Linked DNA regions of Homo sapiens: region 1 is linked to region 2. The links are chromatin loops, found by intact Hi-C in ENCODE. Cell type or tissue: transverse colon. All regions are shown on one strand.

What was found. Hi-C counts contacts between places; a loop is a spot of excess contacts. Peaks named below come from ENCODE experiments on the same cell type or tissue, not always from the same donor. Only the 100,000 strongest peaks of a DNase experiment are listed, where the experiment ranks them.
Region 1: a loop joins it to region 2, with 18 times the contacts of the local background. A loop is called at or near these places in 1 of 110 quality-filtered maps.

The regions. Positions count from the first base shown.
Region 1 is chr6:93,777,940-93,780,439 of GRCh38, forward strand. No RefSeq gene overlaps it. Among named protein-coding and RNA genes, the nearest start is that of TSG1, 72 kb to the left of the region's middle. In transverse colon, no CTCF peak of the experiment used is centred here; no DNase peak of the experiment used is centred here; H3K4me3 peaks cover 756 bases; H3K27ac peaks cover 1,105 bases.
Region 2 is chr6:93,699,975-93,702,474 of GRCh38, forward strand. No RefSeq gene overlaps it. Among named protein-coding and RNA genes, the nearest start is that of TSG1, 5.8 kb to the right of the region's middle. In transverse colon, no CTCF peak of the experiment used is centred here; no DNase peak of the experiment used is centred here.

The DNA of each region.
Region 1 (2,500 bases), 78 kb after region 2:
TTCTTCTTTGGCTATTCTCCAATTAGAATAATATGAGACTTTGTGGGCACATTACCTAGAATGAAATATGAAGTTTCACCCTGAGCATACACACGTGGCACACCTTAACTGTTCACATGAAATGTTTGTCTCCTCTTCAATCTACTACTTTCCAAGGGCTACCATGTGGGGCTAGGGAGAAAGCATACTCTATAGCACAAAGTGAAGATACAAATATCGATCTGCCTTACCTTCCTCTGCTTCTCGTGGTATGTGTACAATTTTATGCCACCACTGTAAATCTTCTGATACTCCTCACTATGTTTGGTCATTCGAATATTTTTTTGGAGATGGAATTTCGCCCTATTGCCCGTGCTGGAGTGCAGTGGTACGATCTCGGCTCACCACAACCTCCGCCTCCCGAGTTCCAGCAATTCTACCTCAGCCTCCCAAGTAGCTGGGATTACAGGCATGTGCCACCAAGCCTGGCCAAGTTTTTGTATTTTTAGTAGAGACGGGGTTTCTCCATGTTGATCAGGCTGGTCTCTAACTCCCGACCTCAGGTGATCCACCTGCCTCGGACTCCAAGAGTGTTGGGATTACAGGTGTGAGCCACCTCGCCCAGCGGTCATTAGCAGTTTAAAGAAACTAACATTTACTTGTTGAGTTTCTAGCATGGACTCTTTTTCCCTTTTTCTCTTGACCACTCTCTGGCTCCCAGAAGAAGAAAAATATACATATGCAAGTATATATGTATGAAATTATATATATATATATATAAAATGTGAAAATATATAGTCATATTCATGGAAGAGAAACATACACTTACACATTTAGAATTCCCTTAGAGGAAGAGCACAATTTAATAGAATGCAGTGTTTTATTTTTAGTTTTGAGAAAGTATTCATTAAGGGTAAAACAGGAAAGACGATCAAAGCACATGAAAGAGAAACTGTATTCTTTGTACTTTCCTTGTTGTCTTGACTGAAATTTAGTCCTCTTCACCTCTTGCCCTACTGGATTCGCTAACCTCCAATTTTCTTCTCCCTATTGTGCTAAACTCAAAAATGTGCCTAGAAACCAAAGAATAAGGTTGCTTGTGACTTGTGTATGTTTGGAATAGGGAATTACCATATTTAAGTTTCTCAGAGATTTTAGAATTATCTCCCCCACCCCAAAGACAGGGAATTTTTTTTTCTTGTTTCTCCCCCTACCCACTCCACCCTTCGCTGTCAATTTAGAAGCTGCCTGAAACAGGCACTGTAAAAACACTGGGTGGCAGTCCCTCTCTCTTCCAGCCACCGATACCAGAATGGACTGTTATCAGGAGCACTCCAGCTATGAAGCACACATTCTTTCCCTGCATTTGCTGGCTGCGCTGAAACTGTAAATTCCACAGGAGATCAGGCAGTTCAGTGGAGACAGGGCAGTGCAGAACAGCAGAAATAACAAGTTTTCCTAAAAGCACGTGTCACCAAACAAAACCATGAGATTTCGTAGGTCAGCTAAAGCACGAAAACTGGAAGTGAAAAATGCCCTGTTCAGTGATCCAGTCAATGGGATTAAATCATAAAACTCCCAACAGTTGTTTTCAGCAGTCTCACCCGTGATTTTATGAGTACAAAGGCCTATGTCGGGATCCCATATTTTTTCCCTTCTTCCACGTCTAGTTCTGCGCACTGTTATCATTTACGTAAGTTTCCTGTAATCAAAGCATCTGTAAGCTTTAGCATGTAGAGTGTCTTGCCATATTCTGTTTCTTTTCTTTTTCTCTCCAAGCATCCCAGCCCTCCCGGCATCCCCCCATTCAAGGCATGAGTCTGTGTTATGGAGCTCCAAAATACACACAGTACAGCTTGCCCACTGAGAATCAGCAGTGTCCCAGAACATGGCTCATGAGTCAGCTCCTTTCAAAACTCCTGAGCACTGCTGGATAGAAAATAAAGATTTTTTTATTCAATTAATTTTAATGATTAAAAATATGACAATGCAGACATTTAGAAAGTATTTAAACGGGCAGTTTGTGGCATTATAAATATTGTAAGCAAAACAAACAAACAAACAAACAGACAAACCCAACAATTCCCATATGGTACCTTTGATAGAAGATATTTAATTAAAATAGCTAAGGCCGTTTACAGATCCTGAGTTTTCATAACAAAGAAGAGGGAGTTTGAGCTGAGGGTCATAAATGATTGTATCTAAATGATAGTTATCTATATCTATGTTTTGTTTATTTTTAACCGTTGATGCTATGACACCAATAGTCTAAGACTACAAATAAATACATAAATAAATAAATTCAAAAAGCAAAGGCCAGTTTTCTTAGCCAAGGGAATTCACCACAGACAGATTCATGTTTCTTAAAATTATTTTTTCTTTATAATCAGTAGCCCATAAAAATTAACAGAAACAAGATTTCCTCAGTGTTGTTACTGCAAAATTAAATAAAACAACTAAATTAATGATTTAAGATCTAGGCTCCAAAATAATGGATAACAATCAGAAAGAACCTACGAGA
Region 2 (2,500 bases):
CCAGAGATTGATGTAGTCCAATTTATGTTAAATTTTGTTTCTCTCTTGTTGCCATGTGGAGAATGAAATGTAGGAGGGATGGGTAAGAAGGGAGATCAGAACTAGGACATTGCCATGTCCAAATAGAGAGCATCAGTAGTAATATGGTATATGATTGTGGCTCAAATAGGGTTGGTTTTAGTGCAAATGAAGATAGTGAAATATGAGAGGTTAAAAAGTCAGAACACAGAGATCAGTCGTGAGGGGAAGACGGGTAAACTGAAATGAGTATGAGTTATGTGGCAAGGAAAAATTGCTAAGGACAGCATTTAAGTTCCTAGATTGTGCAACTGGGTGTGCAGTGGTACCATTTATTGACATTTTTAAAAAATCTGAAAAAGGACAAAGCTTAAGGAAAGTAAACTATAAGTTTGGTTTTTAAATTGCATTTGAATTGGTTTTTGCATTGTTTGATTGAATCTATAAAGTGCAGTGGACCCGCCGTTGAGACATTTAAGTGAAGATATTGACTAAGCTGTTGCATACATTGATGTAGATCTCTAAAATGAGTTCTGGAATACTGACTAACATGGATGAACCTCCTATAAAAAATAAAGTAAAAATTAACTTGGTGCTATGTGGAATCCTATTATATCCAGGAAATTCATCCTAGAAAAGTTAAAAAGAAATGCTTGTTAATACTTATCACTTGGTTTAAAACTCATTGTAGAAAGGACAGGAAAATATGAATATGTTGGGGAAAATTAACAAAAAAGAAGCCTCTTTATATAAAAGTGAAAAACATTTTAGAGCCAATGCCATGCACACGGAAGTATAGTACACTCAAAGAAATGTTTTTTCCTTATTTTTTTTGAGTTGCGTAGGCTTGAGTATATACTGATATAACATGCCTCATTTGGATATGTATTTTTATCACACCTATAAATATTAACTATATATAGTGCATATGCAGATGAAATGCTAATAAATTTATAAAAGTATAACATGCTACTAAAGATAACCATTTTGCAAACACCGCATAGTCCCAAATTATTCTCTGAAGATTTCCCATTTTTTAAAAAAAAGTAGAAACAGAACCAATAAGACACTAGTGAATATTTTAGTAACACAGAATGCCCAGTGAAACAGAATTTGTATTTTAAAGATTTGTACTTGGGCTTTTATAGTGTTTTCAGAATTAATGTCCCAAACTAATAAACTCAGATAGCTACAGATAACCCCAAACTAACCACCTGCCTCCACTTATCCATTTTCTTTTTTTCTTATAATACAAACATAATAAGGTGTCAGATAAAATTTGCAAGTTAATGCGAGTAGATGACATATGATCTGTTAAGCTTGGAAAAAAGGAGAAAAATAAAACTGTTAAAGAACTAAGGCCTCATTTGAAGAAGGCAAAAAAGGAGAAAGACCACTGATAAAAGCAAAGTAAGGCACCTGGAGGATATGTTTGATAAAAAGTAAAATAAAGTGGAAGTGAATAAGAGTTCAAAAGATTGTCACGGATATCATAACTAGGAAAGGAGGAAAAAGGAGAGCCACAATAATAGTAAGTACCCCTCCCTGCAGTAAAAGAAACACCATGTCTTTGGAAAAGCTCAACTAGAGATATAGTCTGGTGAACTTACTGGACTATAAAAATAAAGTTCTTCAGACATTCAAGCAAAAAGATCAGTTCCCTTACTCTATTAGTCAGCAAATATTTATTGACTGCTTACTCTGTTTTAGGCATTTTGCCAGTTGTGGAAAGAATGGTGAACAGGACGGATAACAGACCATGTTCTCATGGCGCTTATGCAGGAAAAAAAATATCAGATTGGCTCCCAAGCCTCTTATTAGTCATTATTAATGCCTGGAACCTGTGGATCAATGCCTGAAATGACTTTGGGAAAGAAAATGAAGAAAATGTGCCTGAAGAGGTCTATACCCAGCCAAACTGCCCTTCTATATATGGAAAACAAATAATTTTGAACATGCAAGTATTGTTTCTACTAACAATACTGTTAGTAGACAATATTGTTTCTACTAACAATACTGTTAGTAGACAATATTGTTTCTACTAACAATACTGTTAGTAGACAATATTGTTTCTACTAACAATACTGTTAGTAGACAATATTGTTTCTACTAACCATTGTTGAAGAAACCATTAGTGGATGTAGCCCATCCAAATAAGAAACGAATAGAGAAACTAAGGCAAAGGGGCTGGCAGGTTAGCATAGAAACCAATTACAAATGACTGGGAATAAAACAAATATGGTGATTATTTTAGAAAAGAGAACATAGAATATTTAAATGCTCAATGAGGAAATAATACAGCTGTTCAAATCTAGTAAAATATACTGTAAAACTAAATAAAATTGATTTTAAAAATGTAATTTACTATGTTAGAGCTCAGAGTGGTTACAAAATTTTACTGACCATTGGTAATAAAATGAATTCATGAAATTGTAAAGCACTACCTTCTAAAATAGCACTAGGCCCAATTGAGTCTGTGGAT